6 separate regions of the Homo sapiens genome follow, and all the other regions are linked to region 1. Evidence: read pairs that join two places in POLR2A ChIA-PET (ENCODE). Cell type or tissue: MCF 10A. All regions are shown on one strand. Region 1 has its middle 94 kb from the start of DLX2-DT. Region 2 overlaps ITGA6 (integrin subunit alpha 6). Region 3 overlaps ITGA6 (integrin subunit alpha 6). Region 4 overlaps ITGA6 (integrin subunit alpha 6). Region 5 holds the start of LOC107985960 (a long non-coding RNA gene). Region 6 overlaps ITGA6 (integrin subunit alpha 6).

Region 1 (4,000 bases):
TGGGGATAGAGGAATGAGACTAAGGCAAGTCAAAATGCCACAAAGCTTGCTGTTGTTACTGAGGTTTAACCATTTTCTTTCTTTTCTTTTCCTTTTTTTTTTTATGAGATGGAGTCTCACTCTGTCGCTCAGGCTGGAATACAGTGGTGCGATCTCGGCTCACTGCAACCTCTGCCTCCTGGGTTCATACAATTCTTCTCCCTCAGCCTCCCAAGTAGCTGGGACTACAGGTGCATGCCACCACACCCGGCTAATTTTTGTATTTTTAGTAGAGATGGGGTTTCACCATATTGGCCAGGCTGGTCTTGAACTCCTGACCTCATGATCCACCCGCCTCAGCTTCCCAAAGTGCTGGGATTACAGGTGTGAGCCACCACGCCTGGCCTTAATCATTTTCTTAAATAAATACTCCCCAGATTATTGCAAGCCTTTGGTTAATTACCAGGTTCTGAAAAAGTTGGTTTTGACAATTTTTGGTGTTCTTATGGTATTTATATAGAGGGGAAGATTTCCAGAGGTCCTTGCTCTGTCATTTCTGCTGATGTTACTGCCTCCATTGCTTCTTGAAATTTGTTTGTTGACAGGAAGTCAGATAGTAATTTGATTCTTGTTAATTTTAGGTACTTTGTTTTTAGGCATTATGAACTTTTACCATAATATGTCCAGGTTGGTCCTTTCATTCAAGGACACGTGCATTTCCTCAGCTATAGGAAATTTTCTTCTATCATTTCTTTAGTGAGTTCCTCTCTTAGATTCTCTTTCTTCTGGATGTACCCTCCATGTTTTTGTCATACGTTTAATCTCTTTATCCTGTTATTTTTTCTGGAGGAGTTTCTCTACTCTACCTCTTTGCTAAGTCTATCTTATGCTGTGTCTATCTGCTGGTCAGCCCACCTGCTGGGTTTTGATGACTTTCATTTTTGAAGGTTAGTTCTTTTCTTAGTTGTAATTCATCCTCTCTGTCACAGTAAGGGTTTTCTTCAAATCTTTCCTGGTTTATGATTGTGTATTCCTTTCTGATTTGAGAGGCCCAGAAGGTGTGTCTGAGAATGCACTGCGTCTGGCAGTAGGGCAGGACATGGGGCCGGGCAGGTGAGTCAGTGGAGTCTTCTGGACAAGATGCTTCCCCTCCTTCTGGGTGAGGCCAACCACCAGAAACATTGCTCTCTTTCTCTGTGCAAACACTGGGTATGGACGCCTCTGGGGCTTGCTGTGCCTACTGTTTGGCATGCATGTGCATGTGTGTGTGTGTGCATGTGTTTGTGTTTGTGTGCATGTGTGTTTGTGTGCGTGTGAATGAGAGCACCTGCCTGACGGTCCTACTGTGATGTCCCACCAGCTCTGATCGTGGCCCAGAACCACCCTGGTCTGCACAAGCTCCCAATATCCTCTTCATCTGATTTAAGGAGTCATCCCCACTCCATGCAACTGCCTCTCCTGGATGTGATTTGTATTCATTACTCTGATTTGATCTGTCTTCTGTCTTTCAGGAATGGCTCATTATTTCTGGCTAGATGCTGCCTTTCTTTATTTACCTTCACTGTTTCCAATTCACTTATTTAAAATTATTTTCTGTCATTTCTAGTGACTTGGTGTGGGGGAGTGTGGGCTGTGGCGTGTCTTCAGTCACCCTTCTTTATTCACCCTTCTCAGGTGATTTTGTCAAAGTCATTTGAGATTTTCCTGTGGACTATGAATTCAGAGAAACTACTCATTGATAATCAGAGGAGGAGATAACTTTTGCCCCCAATATCTTTGTAAATGTTGAGAATTTCAAACCTGAAGGCAGAGAAAGCATGGCTTTGGGCCATCCACTTCACTAAAATGCAAACGTTCCTTATCCATAGTTAAGGGCTACTTTCCCTCGGAAGCTTCTCTCTTGACTGCCGACTACCTCGTTGCTGGAGAACTTCAGTGGCCTAACCTAAGACGGCCCCTTCTTGGCTGAGGGCCACTGTTTTAAAGCTTTGCAATTTTAGGGAGCGGTCTGGGTGGAGTCTTGTAACTGCACCCCGAAACATTTCCCACGCACTGGCTGCGTTGATGGCTGTTGGTGTCTGCGGTTCTCTGTTTCGGCCCGTGAAGGCAGAAGCATTGCTTGTGTTGAGAAAGCCCTGACTCACCCCGCAGCCTCTGGCTGTGGTTTGCTCACACGTGTTTCTAGACCTCTGGGGCTGGCATTTTTTGTGAATTATTTCAAGTTCATTCCTGTTCCTCGGGCTCACCTCTGTGCAAGTGCTTGCTTGCCCTGCATGCCTAAAATGGCAGAAGGACCTCAACTCCACCTGATAACTTGTCAGTGATTGTTTGTTCTAGGCTTTTCCAGCACTACTGCATTATCATCTCCATGTTTGTGCAACGTAATCATAAAGATACGTTGTACTTCTCTGGAACTTTCCCCTGAGGAACTTTTGAACATCTAAAGACGATAGTTTTGTAATCCTTGTAATTTTCCAGTCTGAGGTAAATGTTTCTTTGTTAATTTTTAAGGAAATGACTATGACTTTGATGATAGCACCCTGAGCTTTTAATTTTACCGTAAAACAGAAGAACTCTGTATCCTGAGCCTGTGTAGAAATGAGGCATATCATACTTATAGGCGTGTGGATATGTGTACAGACATCTTTCACTTAATGATATTTTGGCAAAGTTGACTACAGGCTATTTGTCATAAAACTTATTCTATTTCCTGCAATACTTTTTTATATGAAATTAAAGATATATTTTTCCAGAAGAAAAACTTCTAACAGAAAATATCCAGATTTTGTGAGGCAGGACTAAGGAGAGAGTTTAGCTCTATGGTGTCTAAAATGGTAGTTCTTGTTTTTGTTTTTATTTTTATTTTTATTTTGAGATGGCGTTTCGCTCTTGTTGCCCAGGCTGGAGTGCAGTGGCGTGATTTCAGCTTACTGCAACCTCTGTCTCCTAGATTCAAGTGATTCTCCTGCCTCAGCCTCCCACGTAGCTGGGATTACAGGCACCCACCACCATGCCCGGCCACTTTTGTATCTTTAATAGAGATGGGGTTTCACCATGTTGGTCAGGCTGGTCTTGAACTCCTGACCTCAAGTGATCTGCCCACCTCGGCCTCCCAAAGTGCTAGGATTACAGGTGTGAGCCATGGGACCAGGCCTAGAATGGTAGTTCTTAGCCATGTCTGCGCACTAGAATCACTTGGAAAACTTTCTGAAAAATACTGGTGCTTGCAATCTTTAAAGACTAGGAGCAGACCAGTGCTGCCTGGGGCTGGGGTGAGGATGGGGGCTAACTACACATTGGCACTAGGAGACTTGTTGGGGAGAAGGGAAGGTTCTACATATTCTAGATTGTGCTGCTGATTATACAACTATATATCTTAATAAAAAATCATTACACTTACAAGGGTGAATTTTATGGTATGCAAATTATATCTTAATAAAACTCTTAAAAAAGCCGGCCTAGGTGTCACTTCAGAGTAATTAAGTCAGAATCTCTAGAGGTAGAACCTTGGCAACTTTTTCAAAAGTTTCCTAAGTGCAGCCTGGGGAGGAATAACCACTGGCCTAAAACCTTGTTTGCCTCAGTAAGACAATCCTGCCCTAAGGCCAAGAACCTTCCAGACAAATACTACTTAGTAACGCAATTTGGGTTTTCTGAGTATCCCTTAGAGTAATTAAGGCTCCTAAGACTTAGATATGAAGATGGCTGATGCATCTGGCCTACAGTTCTATGGTGAAAATATAAGCAAATGACTGGATGAGTTATTGTAATTTTTTCTGGGGAAACGCCCCTCCTCACGTGCCTGGTGATTATCTGCCTAGTCAGGGCCAGGACGAGGGTAAGGCAAGTGAAACACTCACTTTAGGCACAAAATTTAAGGGGGATACCAAAAAAACTCAATAAATGAGATAAATACTATTGTAGGGCAATCAAAATTGGTAAAAAAAAAATATTGATGATGAACAGAATATCAACATATTAAATAAAGGCAGGATCCTTCTAGTCTCCCCAAGAAGGTGTG
Region 2 (4,000 bases), 230 kb after region 1:
GGGGTGGGGAGGCTCTAGGAGGGTGGTCTGAGGCTATATGCCTGGCCAGCTGCTTATACTCTGCTTTCTCTCAGAAATAATTGTTGTTAAGCTGTAAATCTGAAATGAAAGGTTCCTGTTAACTCAGTTAATAGATGACGTTTATTGTCTCGGAATACTTGGTGTGTAGAATTTGAGCTTGTTAGTGCAGAAATGATTGTGGGCCAGCAGAGGGAATTCATTCTCCTGGGCATTCTCTCTCTGCACCAGAGCCCCACTGAAACCGGTGGCTTCCTTGAAATACTTGTTCAAGCAAAAAGTGTGAAGGGAAAGTACTGGGACAAGAAATATCCTGGCAGTGGAGATTTGCGAAACGTGACTTTGCCAGGAATCTGTGTCGTGAAGGTTAGCAGCATGCTTGCTAAAACTTGTTACTGCTGCTGGGCTTCTCTGGTATTAGAGCTGAGGCAACTCCTCCCGAGGTAAGGATAAGCCTGCAATGGGGTCTGATGCCTTCTAGGAAAGCTCTTCTTAGCAGCTGACAGAGGGGAGAGGCCCCGTATAAGGAGACTGTATGTTTCCTAGAGTCCAAAGGCAGTGACCACACTTTAAAGAGGCTGTGGTTTATGTCACGTGCTGCCCACCTCCATGCTTTTGTAAAGCTTTATTCCAGCTTCAGGAATAGCATTGGTCTTCCCAGGAGAACCAGCACACACAGGCCATAGCACAGGTCAGTTGTCAACCTTTGACAGTAAAGAATGTGGGTGTAAATGGCAGAGCCAGTAAGACTGAGAAAACTTCTGGACCAGCTTCCTAAACTCTATGGAAAAACTCAGTGGGGGTCTTTCAGGGACCTGGTGGGAGAGAGACCTAAGCTGAGATTCCTTCTCGGCCTTTTATTAGCAGCTGTTAATTTACTTTGAGCTTTAATTTCTTTATCTGTAAAATGGAGATATTACTGCTTACTGGGGTTATTATGAGGATTAAGAGATAATATGCAAAGTGCTTAATGCCTGTCTGGCATGGGTACTTGCTGACTAAATGGTAGCTGTTAATGATCATTTAAAAAGCAGTAATTGTGTACCTACTGTGTGTCAGGTACCTTACAAGGTGTCTTAAACATTCTGTGATTCTAAGATTGCCTGAGAGTAAAGCCAAAGGTGGTTGTTTTTGGGTAATGATATTTTAAACTCAGTCATATTTATGAAACCCATGTTCAAAGCAACTTAACTTTAATAGGTCTTAATTAGACTTATAACAAAAGTGAGTTTAATGAACAGAGGACTTTGAGGAAGGAGAAGTAAAATATCAGATGCATGGGACGGTCAGATAAAAGCACGATCATAGAAGACCTATCATAAATGTTTGTAGTTCAAATTTTCTATAGTGCCTTTAACTATTCAGTCACATTTTAAACTCCAGTTATGACTTTTGCAGAATAATATTGTGTCAGAGAGCCCCAAAACATGTCGGGTGTTCCTAAAGCTTTGGAGACTATAAAATTGAAGTAGATACCATAAACTTCATCCAGGTTTTCAGGCTGTATATTAAAGAAGTTTCGGACTCCAAAAGATTACTCAATGGTCAGCCAAGTTGGTCCGCCGAGTGACTGAGGTCAGGGTCTGAGCACCTTGGACTCTTTAATTTCTCTTAGGTAGTTAAGATTGAGTCATTCCCAGAGGTGGAAGGTATGTGATGATGACTGTGGGTATATCCAGCCTATGAATCATCACTCTTAGCTCTTCTGGGAAGAGATGGATCTATATATGATCACAGGGAAGAACCTAGAAGAAGGAGATCTATAAGAGATAGTCTCATGAAGTCATTTTGGATTTCTGCCAACCCTCATTTTCTTCTTTATGGGGTCTCTCTCTCTGACCACCACTGTCTTCCAGAAATGCTCCAGGCCCGCGGTCTGTTCTGTTCTGACCCTTACTAGGTTTGTTCTTGACTTTTCTCAGACTTGTCATGTTCCATCTCTTAAAATCATATTTTCTGAACTAGAGATCATCTAGTCCAACTGCCTCTTTTTACAGATGAAGAAACTGAAGCTGAAAGTTCAGCTTGAGCAGAATCTTAACAGAATGTGGATTTGAATCTCTGACCCATGCTCATGCCATTTTTAAATGGAAAAGCCAGAAATGTTCTTCAGACCTAGAGAAATCGGCAAGCATCTGAATTTTGGAAGTGTACTATATTGTGTTGATTTATCAAACTGCTTCCCATATGCATAGGTCAGGGCTATCTATTTAAATATTGGTGCCTGGACTCTTACTATTGACTCTATTCCAGCTGGCCTTGGAACAAGTTCTGGGTCCGTCCTTCTTTGCCTGCCTCCACCCCATTCCCTTCTGAAAAAGCCCAGTGAAGTGTGGCTGTAGCTAGCCAAGAATCAGAGCTGTATTCAGGATGTGTACCTAAGCACTTGCTTCCTTGCATTTATTCACTCGGAGTGCCATGTGGCCCAGGGCCATCTTCCAGGGATTGCTGGGTCACCTTGAATGCTAAGAGTAGAGAAAAAGCCAAAACGGGCAGCGAGACTTACAGGAAGTCTTAGGACTCTGCAAGAAAGCAGAAATAGGCAAGTTTAATTTTAACACAGGCTGGTGTGAGACCAAGTAATGACAGGGTTGGGGAAAAAAAGGGTCAAAGTATTTATATGGTATAAATAATTTGTTGGGGAAGTCAGGATAAATGCTTATATAAAAGGATTCCTTTATTATAAAGAAGTGGTTATTCTGTGTTCTCAGTTATATAGACTCTCTTAGCATAACAATATATTGAGATTTAATTTAAGCTTTCATAACCAAATAGTACCAGAATTATGGCGCATGGTTTCCTGAAGACCTCGGCTCAACATATTACTGTGGACAGTGAGGCCAGTGAATTATTTGGTATTTTCAAGAGGGACAGTGAGACAAAACAGAAAATACTGTTGTAAGCTTAGATGACAGGGTCAATTGTGCCTGAAACACTGATTTAGTGCTGAATCAGCCCATTTTAAGAATATAATCATAGCTTAAGAACCAGTTTAAAATTTCCCCATCCTACACTAAAGCAATGTCTTTAACTCCTTTGGATGTCTGTAGCACATTGTGTCTGACAATTCTGATGTTTTGTGCTAAACTGTGATCCACTATCTTTAGGACATGATCTAATCTCTCCCAACTGGATTGTAGGTTATGTGAGGGCAGGGGTCTTACATTCATTTCTTTGCCTGCTAGCACCTAGCATATGCCTTGCAAATACAATAGAGACTGATATTATACACTCAGTTTAACCTGTGACATCAACTCTTCCTGCTGAGGGTGGAGAGAGGGAGAAATCCCTTTCTTTAACCCTTTGCCCTTCCTTGCTCAGGCCTTGGTGTCTTCTGCCTCTGAGGAAACGGAATCTGTAAGCTTAGCAAAGAAACGCACAAGACGTTAATTCTTGGTTTTTGATTTTTCAAAGGCGGGGGGTTCCAGCTAAGGGATTTTCATGAGTGTTTGTAAATTTCACCTGGCTTTTGCCCTAAAGGCAGACTTTAGAACCTAACCCCAGAAATACAGGCTGACCTACACTGCAGTGGGTACTCGGGACTTGCTGAGGTGGTTGGTTGTTATGAGGCTGGACAGAGAAGGATGACTGTGGAATAGAGATCTTTCTGAAAGCAACTTGACAGGGGTGTGGGGGTCAAATGGAAGTGTGCAGTACACGTGTGAAGTCACTTGTGAATTGATAGCGGCAGGTTTATTTCTTCAAGGATAGTAAGGGAATCTTGGATATATTTAACTCTTTCGGTAGGATGGTGGGAAGGCTGCTTACCTGCTCCGGGGGTGAGCCTAGGAGCCATAGCATGGGATCTGGGGATCTGTGTAGCACCCCCGCTGGCTCCTGGGAGGATGGTAAAGATTACGTACTGCAGCAGTGGGAAGTGGACGTAGTCTCAGCCCCCGGTGCCCATCTTCCCTTTCTGGGCTTGGGTACAACTCTGGAATCAAATAACTTTATATCTGGAAGGAAGCTTAGGGGTTCTGAA
Region 3 (4,000 bases), 250 kb after region 1:
ATTTACTAAGCATCTACTATGTGCCGAGCACTGTGCAAAGGTCAGGGATGGAAATGGTGAGCTCACAATCCAAGTGTGTACAGTTTCCTAGACTTGGTTTCTTGAAAGGAAAACTCACTAGAGATTGGACTCCAAATCACAAATGTCATTTGGCAACTGATAAGTCGGGTATCTGGTAATTCAGAAGCACAGGAAATGATTAAATGCCACATTTGACAAGATCTGGCAGCTGCCTTGTGAAACTGAAAGAACAGGATTGCCTGGAGACAATTATCAGAACTTGGACTTTCATTTTTCCTTGCTGCAGTAGACAGTGTTTTATTGTGGCTCTTTAAGAGATGTCTTAGTGGTATGAATTGCTTGGTCAGCTGAAAACTTTTCACCTAATTTAATTTTATTTTTAATTTTTTTGAGACAGAGTCTCACTCTGTTGCCCAGGCTGGAGTGCAGTGGCGCAATCTTGGCTTAGTGCAACCTCCACCACCCAGGTCCAAGCGATTCTTGTGCCTTGGCCTCTGAAGTAGCTGGGATTACAGGTGTGCACCACCGTGCCCGGCTAATTTTTGTATTTTTAGTAGAGATGGGGTTTCGCCATGTGGGCCAGGTTGGTCTCAAACTCCTGACCTCAAGTGATCTCCCTGCCTGAGCCTCCCAAAGTGCTGGGATTATAGGTGTGAGGCACCACGCCTAGCCAAATTTTATTTTTATTTTTATTTATTTATTTTTTATTTTGTGAGATGGAGTCTCACTCTGTCGTCCAGACTGGAGTGCAGTGGTGTGATCTCCGCCTCCCAGGTTCAAGCTATTCTCATGCCTCAGCCTCCCAAGTAGCTGGGATTGCAGGCGTCCACCACTATGCCCAGCTAATTTTTGTATTTTTAGTAGAGACGAGGTTTTACCATGTTGACTAGGCTGGCCTCGAACTCCTGATCTCAAGTGATTCGCCCATCTCAGCCTACCAAAGTGCTACGATTACAGGTGTGAGTCACCACACCCAGCCCCAATTTTATTTTAAAATGAGCTAGTTATATATTTATTTCTGTACTTACAAATTTCTGTTGAAGTGGAATTCTTGATCATTTTAAATGCAGGCCAGTTGCTTTTGTGATTTTTATGTTGTTGCTAATGTTATTCTTTTTTCCTTGAGGTTATTGAAATTCTTATGTTGGGAGGTAAGAAGCAAGTGTTGGTGGACCAAGGTCACACCAAAAATAGATCCTAGGGATAGAACCAGAATTCCAGAATTCTTTTCCTGTCTCCTCCTCCATTTTCCTGATCTGACCGCTCTTATTAGCATATTCCCTTTAAATAGTTGAAATTGAGGGTTGTGATTTCACATTTTTTCCCCCGGTACGTGGTAAAGACTTTGAGCTGAAGGAGTTGAAAGTTGTGGATGTTAAAAACACGTTCTGCTTTGGATGTTCCTTTACTGCATGAGCTCCCTTGCTCTTAATGAGACACACCCATAGTAAAGTCCAGACACTCAGTCTGGACTTAACTGAGTCAGGTTAAGAACTAGAACCCTCAGGCGCAAATGTCACATGAGCATCATATTCACTAGAAAATGGGTTTAGTTCTAGCATGCTCTTTCAAGGAGGCAGGAAAGAAGGCATCTTGTGAAATTTTGGGAAGGCCAGGATAAAATTGCTGGTCTTGTGCTCCAGTTAAAGGTAACAGGTATTCTTTGCCTTTAATTTTGCCTTTAGCACAGATCTCAAAGTACTTAATAGACGTTAATTATAACTGACCATGCTCTTGTAATAGATTTTTTTTAATGAGTAAACTGGGGTGTAGTGATGTCATCAAATCAAGCAGAAAGGAGACTCTTGGAGTAGTGGTTTAGAGCAAGATCTGGGAGCCCAGGAGTGCTAGGCACAACTCCTGGTTTGTCACTTACCAGCTGTGTGACCTTGGACAAGTTACTTGTCTTCTCAATTTGTGTCCACATTTGTAAAATGGGTAATGGCAATAGTGTCTCTTATATTATTGTCTCTTATAGTGTCTCATGTTATTAGGCAGAGTACCTAATATGAGAGCATAGGAGATGATAGCTGTTGGGGCATTATTAATAATAGCTTGTTTGCCTCCTTTGAAAGTAGGCTATGTTTGTGATTTCTTAGAAGGTTATTAGAAATCTAGTCTTTTGAATGTGGAGTTGTAGTTTATAGTCAAAAGAGAGCCTCAGCCTTTTAACCAACTTTCTGTGTAAACATGAAAATTCCGGGCTGGATTTGTTCCACTGTGAATTTTAGCTCACACTTGCCCAACTGGATTATCCAGTAAGTATAATTTAAAAATAGGGTTTGGTTTTTCTTCTCCAAACACCCTTAAGGTTACAAAAAAAAGCAGGATCTGCTTCCTGCCCTCAAGGAGTTTATAGCCTAGTAAAGTGAAATTGGGAGAAGTACTTGCCCTTGGAGATGATGAAACTTGAGTTAGGGGTCTTGAAGGCAAAATCGTAGGTAAGGCCTGGAGCTGGAGCTTGGTAATTGACAGTGTTTATGGGGTTGGGGGCAAGGTGGCAGGAAAATGTGAGCACAGGCGTCAAAGTCCTTGTGTGCCTGGGAAGTGAAAGGAGGAGGGGCAGCTCCTGGTGGATGGCCAGGGTGTGGCTAGATGGAGGAGGAGGGCTCCCAATTGTGGTGGGAAGAATGCTGCACAGTGGGAAGGGCACTGGGCTGGAAGCCCTACCCATGTCAGGGAATGTCTGGGCCTCAGATTTTTATTTTCTAGAATGAAGATACTTACCCCCCAATTGCTGAGATATTTGAATAAAAGTATATGTGAAGGATTTTGTAATTATAGAATGTCCTACAAATATGAGTAGTTCGTTTGCTACTTTTTTGGCGAAGAAAAATATTGGGATGCATGAATAATATCTACCTAAGGTACCTAAGGTTGTATTCATCCCATTTATTGAATGCCAAGGATATACCAGCTACTGCTCCAGATGTTGTATTCAGGGAACAGAAGAAGAGTCCCTGTGCCCATGGAGCTAACAGCATTCTAGGGGAGGAAAGATGGGACAGCTGACTTTCACGATCTCAGGTACTGATGAAGATTGTGAAGATTATTACATCAGGTGAATGTAGGGGTGATTTAGAGAAAGCTGGTAGCTAGGCTGTTCAAGGAAGGGCCTCTGTGAGAAAGGGGATGGTTGGCTGGGTGTGGTGGTTCACGCCTATAATCCCAGCACTTTGGGAGGTTGGGAGTTTGAGACCAGCCTGACCAGCATGGAGAAACCCCGTCTCTACTAAAAATACAAAATTAGCCCGGCATGGTGGCACATGCCTGTAATCCAGGCTACCTGGGAGGCTGAGGCGGGAGAATTGCTTGAACCCGGGAGGCAGAGGTTGTAGTGAGCCGAAATCATGCCACTGCACTCCAGCCTGGGCAATGAGAGTGAAACTTCCTCTCCAAAAAAAAAAAAAAAAAAAAAGAGAGAGAAGAGGATGGTGGAGTTAGCCCTGAGGAATGTGAAGGATGCAACCAGCGAAGATCTGAGTCAAGAGTGTTCGGAACCAAAGGAAGCGACTGCGGTTACTCTGAGATGGAAATGAGGCTGCTATGTTCAAAGGACAGAAACGGAGTCAGTGTGGCAGGAGTGCACACCTTAGAGGGTGCAGCTGGAGAGGCAGAGAAAGGGCCACTCACCATGGGCCTTGTAGAATGTGGCAGGAATTCAAATTTCATTCCATTGCCCATCGGAACCCACTGGAGGGCTGTAAGCAGAGGAATGATGTGATATGACCTGAGATGTGCAAAGAACAGCAGTTGCAAAGAACAGATGTGGAGGACGGGCTCGGGTGGAACAAGAGTAGAAGCAAACCAGTTAGAATGATACTATAGTTGTTCAGGTATGATGTGATGGTGACTCAGGCCTTTGTTTTAGGAGTTTGCAGGAGCTCAGAGCAGACAGTGAAAGTGGCCACCTTGAAGCAAAACACAAATGAAAGGGTTGATCACAAACTGGATTAAAGTTGGCAGTGAGAATACTGGA
Region 4 (4,000 bases), 260 kb after region 1:
AATGAAACGATCCACACACAATAAAAAGAGTTTCCAGGAAATTCATGTCCTAAGTCTGTGGAGTGAAAGAGGTCCCACATAGGCTCACCATCATGCTGTTGAGAATGCCTTGGGTAAAGTAGAGAACGTGGTGGAGCACGGTGGTTCACGCACTTTGGGAGACTGAGGTAGCTGGGGCCTCAAGGTAGGCGGATCCCTTGAGGCCAGGAGTTCAAGACCAGCCTGGTCAACATGGCAAAACCCCATCTCTAATAAAAGTACAAAAAGTAGCCAGGCGTGATGGCACATGCCTGTAATCCCAGCTACTTGGGTGGCTGAGGCATGAGAAGCACTTGAACCCGGGAGGCAAAGGTTGCAGTAGGTAGAGATCATGCCACTGCACTCCAGCCTGGGCAACAGAGAGAGACTGTCTCAAAAAAAAGAAGTTACCCTTTTGAGAGTCAGACTAACACCAGAATTTCCACTGGCAACACTGGATACTAGAATTAATTACAGCAGTGCCATCAAGGTTCTGAAGAAAATGTTTTTCAACCTGGAGTTTTACACCCAAACTATCAAGAGTGAGAGCAGCATAAAGACATTTTTGTATATGCAGAGTCACACTCAGTTTACCTGTCATATGCTATTAGGACAGTATTTAAGAAAGTAATTCAAACAAGGGGGAACATCAGATCCCAGATCAAATCCAGTTACCCCAGGATAGCCATGAAGGGCTGTTCCAGCATGATCCTGTGTAGCAGGCCCGGCAGAACATCAGGTCTACATTGCTGCAGAAAGGTCCAGGGGCTCTGAGAAGGGAGTGTGAGCCAAGATGAGATCCTGATTTAACGCGGGTATGGCTTGGGAGCTTAGAGAAGATTGAGGCTTGGATAAAGGTGAACAATAGAAGAAAAAAGAAAGGCAATGAGAAAAGCCAAGGAAAGCAAGAGTCATGGTCCAAATGTGAAGTACACAAAGCAATTGATAGAATGTAAGAATAGCAAGTCTGTTTGACCTTAATGCTAGGAACAGTTTCTTTTGAGGCTGAGGGCTTCTGATACTGCTCCCAGACAGAAAAAGGAAAATCAGAATACAGTTTGGTTCAGCACTGAGTAATACTTATTTGGCTATGTAAAAGAATAGATGACTGAATTGTGGTTAAAAGTCAAAATGTAAGTGGTAATAGGTCCTGTAAGTGTAAAGGTGTAGCTGGTAGATAGCAAGACATGGAGAAACTAAGAGGAAAGTTTGGAAGGAAGAATCCAAATGCTCATAGCTTTGTCTCACTAACTAGGGAATCAAGATTTCTGTCAAAAGTTGAAGGGAAAATAGAGGTTTAAATCTTTAAAACTCAGAGTAGCAAATAGAGGAACTAAATCTAGTTATTAAACATAGGATGGGAGGTGGCAGTTTGTTCTTTCCTTTTCATATTATGGGGCCAACAGTTATTGCCTAAAGCTGATAAATCAATACATATATAATAATCCAGAATTATGGAGAAGTAAATCCAGAATGAAAAGTAAGAGGTTTGTCCGGAGTGTGGGGCTTGGGATGAGTTTGGAATCTGTTGCTTTCTACCGTTAAGTCTTTTATTTTTTGATTTCCTATCATTTGTACTTATTACTTTAGCAAAAATTAAATTCTGAGTTTGAAAATGGGTTAAATGTAAAGGTGACACAATTGCCACATAATGCTACTTTCTAACTTTTTAGGTCTTAATTTGGACAAACTAAGCAGGCTGTGTTTTAAATTAAGCAATAATAGTGTTCTTGTTCTAATGGTGCAATATTTCATGTTTCCTCTGACCAGCTTGCATAGCTAGGGGCAGAATCTTTAATCCTTGAGGAAATGAATTATTGCCAAAGACAGTGAAGCAAAGCTGCCATTGTTCTTGGAGTTTTAAAAGTGTCCCAGTGTTTAGAACTTTTGATTTGAAGTATTTATGCAAAAGTATACCAGCTCTCTTTGGGGGAGAACTTGAATATATGAAACGGATGTGGCTTACTTGAAGAATTTTGAAATAACCTTGTGTTCATAGCATGATAGTGAGTCCTGAGTCTCTGTGCCCAGAGCTCTGATTAGACTCCAAAGACCTGAATTTATATCATATTCCCAGTTACTGTTATACTTATATCGTTAGATTTTTACATTCCATTTTAGTATCTCAGTGTTTATTTCTTATCGTTAAAGATGATTTTGTGGTTTTGAGTTTTGCCTTTTAAGTGTGGGTTTCTGATATGCTGAAATCCCAAGGCAGTTTTTATTTCGGTGCAGCTTTAAAATTCAGTGGAGGTCATTGTCCACTGGCCGGTTTTGAAATGATCTTAGTTCACACCCAGATTCTTGCCCTTTGTTTAGTTTTTCTTGCCTTGACCGCATATGGGAATAGACCTCTCAGGCTCTGCTCTGTTAATTTCTATCACCTCCCTACAAAGGCCCTAACTCATATCCCTTGGTCCCTGTGGCTCTGAAGGTCGAGTTGTCACATAGCTCTTTCCTCCTTCAAACGTACTGGGATGGTCAGTAATGAGTGCTGCAGCTGCCCTGGTCCTAGGAGTTGCTGTGAGCATCCTGGTAGTGCCCAGAGAGTACCTGCTTTTCACACTGAACCATCTGGGTGGCCTGGGCCCAGTTTTTGGCATTTAAGGGCCTTGGAGGGAAAGGGAAGAAAGCTGGAATTTGAGCATAAATTGGATTTTGTGTGGGCTGAGGGTCCTCCTAGGTGTAGACTGTCCCTCCTGGACCTGTACCCACTCTGCTAGCTCAGGAGCCAACCATGTCCTGAACAGCTTAGACCAGCACCCAGACCCTAAATGACCTAGATTAGGAAGTAGATAGGTTGTTCTCTGCTGTCATTGTTTGGACACAGCTCTATTTACCTTATTTATTGTTCCTGCTAGGCACAGCCTCAGCTAATGGGCTGTGATCTCCTGCCTTTAAGGCTGGTTCCAGGCGAATTAAGAGCCTTTGCTTGTTTCCCAAACCAGGGAGGGCAGCTTTACCTTGAGGATGAAGGCGCCTCCAGTTGCTGAATGTGGTTGGGGTTACTGTGTTCTCTCATCAAGGTGTAGCTTTACCTTACCTTTCGGTGATGGGTTCTGCCACCTTATCGCGGTGGGTCCCAGGAGACCGGGCGCAACTGGAGCAGGGGCGCCCTCTGCTGCTGGGTGTCAGCTCTTCCTCCCACGGCTGCCCAGGGGATTTGCAAGGGGCGGTGGAACACTCCTGCTTCCTCCATCCCCTGTGGGACCACCTGAGGTGGAGGAAGGACAGTGCCAGGACCATGTGCAGGCTGAGCTCGCCCAGAGGCGGTGCAACAGCTAACGTTATTCTCTGTGGGTACATTTCTCTTGTCGTTTGCAGGTCTCTTTTCGAATCTGTTGTCCTTTTTCCCCAAACCAGCCTGCTGCCCCCATCCTGCCATGTGGTCTGCTGTCATCTGCAGTAGCCGCCGCATGTAAGACACGAGGACCTCTTCTGCAAGAGCTTGGTGTGGGCATTTGTGAAATTTTGTCACCACAGCCCCTGTAACCAGCCAACAAATTCGAGTTAAATGCCTATTCTTTGTCCCACACGTATTAGTTACAGAGAGTGGAGAACAAGTGGCAGATAGAGGCTGAGGGAAGCCAACCCACTCTGAGGGACTGGGCATGTAAATGGGACAACCTCCACAGCTTTTTAAACCACAGGACACCCAAAAGCAGCTGTACCCTGCAGGACACAGCAGGCTACAGAAGCCTGGGGTTCAGAGGGTCTCTGACCCTTCGTCCTTTAGCGCTGCTGACCAGGCTGCTGATCCTCGACCCCTTCTTGTCACCCATTGTGTCCCTCTTCTCCCTTTTCTCTGGCTCCTTCCCTTGCAGCCTTTGCATATGCTGTGTTCCTTACCTGGCCACCTCCAGTCCCGCTGTCATCTCTTAGTGACATCCTCCCTTCCTCTCCAGCAGGTGCTGGTGCCCACAGCACTCTGTACCATCCTCTCATTGCCTCTAGCTCCCTGTGGTTTCATGACCTCATGACC
Region 5 (4,000 bases), 52 kb after region 1:
AGGCCCAGCCAGGGCTGACGTCCTCTGAGCAGCTTCTGTAACTACTCCAGTGGAAAGTGTTCTTCTCTTCCTCCATATTAGGATGGTACCTAACTCTATATGAGCTGTCACAGCATGAACCTTGAGTCATTTCTCACATTCTTTTCTTAAGCCATCACCTGTACCTTGTGTTTGTAGCCTGCGATTGCCAGGCCACAGCCATCAGGGCTTTTGTGGAAAGGGGACAATGAGTATCATATTTCTTAGGCTCCTGCTGAGGCAGGTCCCTCTACCTCCCTTGAGGTCACCCTTGTTTCCGAGAGTCCCTGGGGTGGCTCGTGTGTGGCCTGCGCAGGGTCCCCTTCCTTCTGCCCTGACTCTGGCTGGTGGTGGGGGCTCCTCCTGAGGCCCCCCTGCTCCCAGAGCTCTGGGAACTTGCTGCCCAGATGGCTGTCCAAGCCCAGTTGCACCAGGGCCACACTGAGCTGAGGCCGCTTTGCCTGTTCTACTCACGCTGCAGCAGTCCCTCGGCAGGCTGACCCAAGTTGGCCTCTCAGCTGGGTCGGGGGGAACCCCTGATCTTCACCTCTATTTTGTTCTTTGTTTCATGGGTTCAGAGCAGTGAGACTTGGCTCCCAATGGCTTACAAATTTTTAGGCCAACCACTCTTTCCATCTTATTTGGTGTTCCTAGAATGCAGCTGGGAGTCCAGGGCACTGTATCCTCTGATTCCAGGTCTCAGTCACTGATCCAGGTTATGGCCTGACTCTCTTTCTCTTTGGGAGGACTCTTTCCTAGGAGACCTATTGGTAATAATATGCTGGGGGCAGGCACTGGCTATAGGCTTTGCCCCTTGACCTTACAGAAACCTTTGTATAACCTTATGAAGTCGATAGAAGGATGAAGCACTAGACTGGGGATCAGGAAGCCTGGAAGCCCTCTGGTGGCTTTCCAGTTGCTGTTGTTTTTAGTTTAATATATTACTTTCTTTAACTGAAATCATTCAAGAAGCCCAGCATGTAAAACAAATATGGCTGGAGCTGCTCTGGATGCAAACAGGGTCAATGTGAGGAGTCCTACAACTCAGCCACCCTTTCCCTGGGCAGCTGGGCCCTGAGTTTTTTCTGGGGAAGGATAGCCAAAACACAGCTCCCAGAGCACCCAGTCTCACCCAGAACACAGGTGAGCTTCCGGGTACATCAGAGGTACATTTCCCACCCAGAAGGGATGCAAGTTCATTTTCACACAGGCCAAAAAGAAACCCAGTTTTATCTGGTGGTGATTTATTCTTTCTCTCCCTAGCCACTTCTCTTGAGCCGAGTCTCCAGCCTCTGTGGGTTTAATCTCTTACTAATCCTCCACCTCCCCTCCAGCATCTTTAGCTGACACTCTTTCCTCCTGGCAGATGATCACCACAGGCCTTTAAGGGATGGTAAAATGAGCCAGGAAATAATCAGAGGCCCCAAGGCTGCTTTAGGTGATGTTTGTTGGGTCTCACCCCCACTTCCTCGGAGCTTCAGGTTTTCCATTCAAGCTCATGGATGCCACACCCGGGGCATTCCAGCTGAGCTCTTTGTAGCTAGCTGAGCCAGAGTTTGTAGACAGCTGGAGAAAAAAATGTGCTGAAGAAGCAAGACCTCCATGCTGTCATCCTGTTGGGACTCACCCCAATAGCCTCAGCCGGCTCTAGCTTTAGTGGGTGCTGAGATGGTCTGCCCTGAGCAGTGAAAAATGTCAGGGGAGTGAGCAACAACAAAAGCCTGCATCCTTTCTCTCACTCCATCCTGGAGTTGAGAATGACTGCAGAATGAGCAACTATCCAGGATACAGGATATACTTGTCAAAGTGAGAAAGGTACCTACAGGCCATTTGGAATGACTCATGAGATTCCTACCTGATAAAGGAATGTCTCAGCCCTTCCTGGATATGTATTAGGGGATGCTTAACTCTAGAAAACCCTCCTCAAATGCCACAGATGGCAAACTCCAGGCTGTGTGTGTTTTCCAAGTAGGGAAAACCAAGGATATAGAAGGCGAGCTGCATTCTAAAATGATACTGAGACACATGTTTTCAAGTGCAGATTCTGGATTAAAATGGTATTAAATGAAATAAGCAGGAGGCTATTGGCTTGAGGCTGAGTCTGTACTTTGAGTCTTTAATTAACAAACTGCAACCTAGTTTAGTAAGTAAACAAATTGGAAGTCTAATAGGAGCATAACAGTGGAGTCTCAGCCAATCACAAGCAGCCATGCTTTAGCCAATCACAGGAAGCTGATTGATCAGACCATGTCCAAACAAGACAAATGCTGAGATGTAACCAATAAAGCTCTTTCTGTCCTTTACTTCCTGTTCTGTTTATAAATACTGCCCACACTGCAGAGTGAATTTCTCTGAATCTCTTCTAGTTAAGTGCTGCCCAATTCATGAATCATTCTTTGCTTCCAAAAACTGTTAAATTTAATTTATCAAAAGCTTTTCTTTTAAAAATGTCTGTTGGCCGGGCGCAGTGGCTCGTGCCTGTAATCTCAGCAGTTTGGGAGGCTGAGGTGGGCGGATCATGAGGTCAGGAGATCAAGACCATCCTGGCCAACATGGTGAAACCCCGTCTCTACTAAAAATACAAAAAAATTAGCCACATGTGGTGGCACACACCTGTAGTCCCAAATACTCAGGAGGCTGAGGCAGGAGAATTGCTTGAACCTGGGAGGTGGAGGCTGCAGTGAGCTGAGATCATGCCACTGCACTGCAGCCTGGTGACAGAGTGAGACTCTGTCTCAACAACAACAACAACAACAACAACAAAAAGCTGTTGACTCTGGGGAGACTGTTCTTAGAGTGTGGCCACTTGCCTGCTCTTCCTGAAACTCCATGACTGATGATTCTTTTCATGGCCCCTCCTTGGCTGGAAGCTCTGGGCCCCTGATGAGTAACCATAAGTCACATTTCCATAGCAGTTTGTGGTTCTGGAAGCACTTTCTCATATTTACTGGGCAGTGTTAAGTGCAGATAATGGAGATCACTTAAGTAGTTTAAGCAGAAAAGGACTGATATAAGGAATTAGGTACTTACAACATGGCTGGAAGGGCTGGAGGAGGCTTCAGCATGGACCTCCAGGATGATTCCCACAGCTGTGTTCCAGAACTGGCCTGCCATTACAGCATCTGCCTATGCCACAATCAGGAAGCCACTGCCAGAAATGTTGGGTCCAAGAATGCATTACCTTTGTTTTGAGTTGGAGATCAGTGCTGTTGGCTCCATAGCCATGTGACTGTAGCTCTGATCTATACTAGCAGAATGCATACTTCATCCCTGCCCCTCTCCCTTCTCAGCTATCTACATTTCAGCCCTGTTCAAGGATATTTGATTGGTAGAACCCAAACCACCTAGGAGACGTAGTTGCAAGGGAGTATGGAAACTAGGTTTTAGCTTACTAGTCTCTTCGGTACAGGAAGGTACACTAGAAAGTTGGAATAGACATACATTCTGCATCTGCCATCCCATATACCTCATTTAATATTTGCAGAAAATCTAGAGAGTGACAGGAGAGGTGTTAGCCTCATTCAGCACATGAATAAACAGGGGAGTAATGAGGCTAGAAGAGAATGGCAGGGAGACAGAAAGACCCGGACTGTTGCTTTGAGCAAATAATATTCGTGTTGGGGGTTGAAGAGTATTAGGGGTTAAACTAGATGAAGGGCTGAGCAGGAACGATATTCTAGGCAGGAGGAATGCATGCGCGTAAAGGTGCTGAGACTGGAGGGAACATGATACAATCACGGAACTGAAAGACAAAGGGGGCGTGACTGTAGAGGGGGCAAAGTGGCTGCAAAATGAGGCTAGAGAAGCACCAGAGACAGACAGGCAAGCACCAGAGAGAGACAGGCAAGCACCAGAGAGAGAAAGGCAAGCCCCATTAAGAATTTCGTCTTTTTCCTAGAGCAATGGGAAGGCATTCAAAGGTTTATAGATGGGAAAGGTGTGTGGGACTTGATCATGTTTGCACTACAGGGTCACTGGCTGT
Region 6 (4,000 bases), 250 kb after region 1:
AAAAAATTGTGGTAAAATATACATAACATAAAATTTATTTTAACCATTTTAAAGTGTATGATTCAGTATTGTTAAGTATATTCACATCATTTCTTGCCCGGAAATGATGTTGTTTCATATTATGAGGCCATAAAGTATTGATAAGCTAAACAAACTTTAACTCAATATATGATTGTGCTGTATCATTTAGTACTATATTCTAATGTGTATTAGTGGCAATGAAATTTAAAGTTTAACATATTTATGGTACAAGTTGAAATTTAGTCTCTTAGCTTATTATGTGTTTTTCCAATCCGGTTAAGGACTGCTATGAGTTGAATTCAGCAGTTGTATACCTGGCACCAACAGCCTTTGAGAAACCAAGTAATTTAAGTTTTTAATTGAGTAACAGAAAATTGCAACTAATAAAATGCCTGGCTATATTAGCTTATTTGTCATTTATATGTTGTTAGTACTCCTTAACTCTTGGTAGCTTTAAGATGAAACCAAGAGTGGTTTCAGTTGCATTCTGTGTTCTGATTGAAGCTGAGGCTTGATTTGTGGCTTGAAGTTTGAAAGGAAGTGCCTGTTTGTTCAGGGAACACCAATTGGACTAACAGCTGTCCTCTGTATTAAGGCCATCTTTAGCTTGTCTTGCAAATACTTTCCTTGTTCACTAATCCCTTCTCCCCACCCTGCTTCCTTTAGACCCATGTTAATCTATTACCTGGGAGCAGCTCTAGATTCTTGAGTTGGTAATGACTAATTTCTCCGTTGCTCTCATCCTGTTGAGTTTAATAGGCTCTCTTTTTTCTTACTGATGTTTTCATGATGAGATTTCTAATAAGTTATTTGGGAGCTATCAGAATAGAAACTAATAAATATTATCTATCTATTAGCTGTCAGAATAAAAGCTTACTGAGGGTCCTGAACTGTGAGGCCACTGAAGGCAGGGGTTTGGGTCTGATTTATCTGTGTTTGCCTAGAGCTTTAACAGAGCCTGACACTTGTAACTCTTAAAAATATGCTTTAAAATAAATCTAAACTCAGGCATGGTGGCTCATGCCAGTGATCCCAGCACTTTGGAAGGCTGAGGTGGGAGGAAGGCCTGAGCCTAGGAACTCAAGGTGAGAGTGAGCTATGATTGTGTCACTGCACTCCAGCCTGGGTAACAGAGTGGAGACGCTGTCTCTTTAAAAAAAAAAAAAAAAAAAAAAAAAAAAAAAAAAAATCAAACCTCAGTGCATAAGACACAGGTGTTTTCATCTGTGAACGAGAGTAGACACATTCTAGTAATACCCAATGTTTTTGTGAATTTCTTTACAATTGAAACTATTTTCCACTTGTAGAAGTTGGGAAGGAACTTGGGGAATGGCCTGGAAAGGTAGACCACCATCCTCATTTCATAGAACAAGAAATGGAGACCTAGGATTTGTCATAGTCCTGCAGCCAGCTACAGACAGAGCTGTGCCTACAATTCCCTTCTTGTCCTGAGTTGTTTCTGCTTCATTTCCCACTAGAACCCCATCCCGCCCTCACCCCTAAGCAGAGGTCCAGCTAGCTAATGTGTCTGTTTTTATAAAATGCCACCAGAAGCTTAAGTACGTCGGTTCGTGTCCCATCAAACTTGTCCAGATCTCTTTCTCATCATAGAGAGGTACCATCCTGAGTTGCTCAGATGATAAACATTTCTCCATTAGAAACTAGGCTCGGATTTGCCTGTGGCCACAAATCCAGAAGCAGCTGTGTGTTCCCCATGTTTCTCACCAACCCCTGCGTCATGTTTCTGAATAAGGAGTCCTGGTTACCGCCACACCCCTCATTCATTGCTTTAGATTAGATGAAAGGCGAGGTGCCTGACTCAGGCCACTGACTCACTCTGCTTGGGTGAACCCAGCTCCTCCCGGTAGGAAGTGATTGCCCCAGGCAGGTTGAGGAGTGCCCACAGCATCCAGGACTAAAGCATTTGGACCCTGCAGCTATTTATAAACAGCACTTTACAGTGCTTTCAGTCTGAATATTGGGACTCCCCTAGAAAGGACAGATTCAGTCCTTTCTGAAAGGAGGATAGACGAAGGGTGAGGAGTTCTTGTTGGATGTATTTTCATAGCTGAAAGGTTCCCCTGAATGCTGTCAGTGCCATGGATGTTCATAGGGAAGGTTAGAGTTCCTGTCTCTGATGTCATTCATTTTATGCTGCAGCTCACTTGACTGTGGGACTCCCTAGGAAAGCTTATCTACCTTTTCAGCTGTTGCACCTCTTTTCTTCCATGTAGTTTGCCCTCTGCCTTACATTCACTCTTCATTGTAATGCCCCAGTTGCCAGCACAGTGCCTGGCGCACAGTAGGTACGTGTTTGTGAGCTTGCTTTACTGATGTGTTGTCATGCCTCTGGAACGGGCTGTAAAAATCAATCTTTGACTCTTTGCCAGCAACTGCCCACATAAAGAGAGCATGTGTGAGCTTGTTTTATGCAATTACAAGGTTTGCTTCATGACTTGTGGGCGCTGATTTTTTTTTTTTAACCTCACTATCTCCATCATTTTCTCTGCAAGATTTTCAGTGACCCTCGTGTCCATGGACTGACCTCCATTTTTAAAATTTCATTTTTAATTTATTTTTGAATAGGTAGTACAGTCACATGGTACAAATATTAAAACTACAAAGATGGAATGAAAGTCAGCCTCCCACCCTTGATCTCTGGGCATCCTATTCTTCCTGGAGGCAACCATTGTTTTACCAGCTTACTGTGAATCTTTCAGAGCTACCTATACATTTACAAGCAAATATGTACATAGATTTTTTTTACCCATTTGCCATGTAGATTCTTTTGCACCTTGCTCTTTTTCTCTTGGTATGTTTTAATGCCTGTTCAATCTTGTAAATAAAGAGCTTCCTTATTATTTTTAATCTCTGCATAATACTCAGTTTCGAGGATGAACTATGATTTATTTAACCAGTCTGGGTATTCAGATAATTTCTAATCCTTCGCCGTTAAAAGCAGTGCTGCAGTGAAGAACTTTATGCTTCCCTCATTTCACCTTAAATGAATTAATTTAAGGTGAATTAATTAATTCCTAGTGCAGAGTGGCCTGGCCGGCGTTGTTGTTTTAATGGTCACGGCTGATTCTGGAGGAGTGGCTGCCCTCATTCCTTTCTATCCTAACCATCTGATAGGACCACAGGCTACGCTATCAGTGGGTTTAGTAGAGTCTTTTCAACAATCGAGTTTCCAGCCTTATGCCCAAGCTGTTGGATCCCTGAAGGCTTCAATGTTTGTGTCCTAGCTGTACTTTATGCTTGTTAAAATGTATGTGTTAAAATTAGAATGGCTTGTTGGAATGTGTAAGATTGCGTATAGTGTTTCATGTTTTATCACTGTGTTGAGTTTACAAAGTTACTTGATGTTATTTCTTTTTTCTTTTTTGAGGCAGGGTCTCACGCTTTCGCCCAGGCTGGAGTACGAGTGGTGCACTCACGGGTTACTGCAGCCTCAACCTCCTGGGCTCAGGTGATCCTCCCGCCTCGGCCTCCCGAGTACCTGGGACTACTGGCATGCACTACCACGCCTGGCTAATCTTTGTATTTTTTGTAAATATGAGGTTTCACCATGTTGTTCAGGCTGGTCTCAAATTCCTGGGCTCAAGTGATCCTCCCACCTTGGCCCCCAAAGTTCTGGGATTACAGGAGTGAGCCACCATGCCTGGCCCATCGTTTCATTTGATCCTTGCAACACCCTATGAGAATATTTAGATAGAACGATTTCACAGATAATCCATAGTGATACTCAGCTAACGGGTGGTACTGCCAAGACTTGAACCCACCATTCTTGTAACTTCCTTGATATCTCTAATTATGGTTTTGGTCTGCCAGTTTGTTATGGAGCAGAAAAGAAGATGTAAGCTTTCTGGAGGTAGTAGCTGCTACAGGCATACACTATATTATCTCAGCAATAGCAAGTCCAAGTAGGACTGATTCAGTATACACAAAGAAGTATTAGTTGCTAAAATATTGAAATAAC

What was found. ChIA-PET counts read pairs that join two places held together with the same protein. Peaks named below come from ENCODE experiments on the same cell type or tissue, not always from the same donor. Only the 100,000 strongest peaks of a DNase experiment are listed, where the experiment ranks them.
Region 2: POLR2A ChIA-PET joins it to region 1 with 13 read pairs; 3 of 35 experiments call an interaction of 5 or more read pairs at or near these places.
Region 3: POLR2A ChIA-PET joins it to region 1 with 11 read pairs; 2 of 35 experiments call an interaction of 5 or more read pairs at or near these places.
Region 4: POLR2A ChIA-PET joins it to region 1 with 33 read pairs; 4 of 35 experiments call an interaction of 5 or more read pairs at or near these places.
Region 5: POLR2A ChIA-PET joins it to region 1 with 13 read pairs; 6 of 35 experiments call an interaction of 5 or more read pairs at or near these places.
Region 6: POLR2A ChIA-PET joins it to region 1 with 12 read pairs; 2 of 35 experiments call an interaction of 5 or more read pairs at or near these places.

Annotation. Positions count from the first base shown.
Region 1 is chr2:172,194,914-172,198,913 of GRCh38, forward strand. No RefSeq gene overlaps it. Among named protein-coding and RNA genes, the nearest start is that of DLX2-DT, 94 kb to the left of the region's middle. In MCF 10A, no CTCF peak of the experiment used is centred here; DNase peaks (open chromatin) are centred at 1,108 and 2,098.
Region 2 is chr2:172,429,227-172,433,226 of GRCh38, forward strand. All of the region lies in intron 1 of ITGA6 (integrin subunit alpha 6), which reads left to right. Among named protein-coding and RNA genes, the nearest start is that of ITGA6, 3.6 kb to the left of the region's middle. RefSeq lists an enhancer at 1,097-2,296. In MCF 10A, a CTCF peak has its summit at 237 (motif pointing right); DNase peaks (open chromatin) are centred at 355 and 1,655.
Region 3 is chr2:172,446,505-172,450,504 of GRCh38, forward strand. The region is part of intron 1 of ITGA6 (integrin subunit alpha 6); the gene reads left to right. Among named protein-coding and RNA genes, the nearest start is that of ITGA6-AS1, 18 kb to the right of the region's middle. In MCF 10A, no CTCF peak of the experiment used is centred here; DNase peaks (open chromatin) are centred at 1,527 and 3,867.
Region 4 is chr2:172,459,089-172,463,088 of GRCh38, forward strand. The region is part of intron 1 of ITGA6 (integrin subunit alpha 6); the gene reads left to right. Among named protein-coding and RNA genes, the nearest start is that of ITGA6-AS1, 4.9 kb to the right of the region's middle. In MCF 10A, a CTCF peak has its summit at 3,122 (motif pointing left); DNase peaks (open chromatin) are centred at 1,823 and 3,103.
Region 5 is chr2:172,247,244-172,251,243 of GRCh38, forward strand. It overlaps LOC107985960 (a long non-coding RNA gene), which reads left to right and starts at 3,183. Exons shown (of 6, transcript XR_001739773.3): 1 at 3,183-4,000. In MCF 10A, no CTCF peak of the experiment used is centred here; DNase peaks (open chromatin) are centred at 1,848 and 2,908.
Region 6 is chr2:172,440,386-172,444,385 of GRCh38, forward strand. All of the region lies in intron 1 of ITGA6 (integrin subunit alpha 6), which reads left to right. Among named protein-coding and RNA genes, the nearest start is that of ITGA6, 15 kb to the left of the region's middle. In MCF 10A, no CTCF peak of the experiment used is centred here; DNase peaks (open chromatin) are centred at 1,816 and 2,376.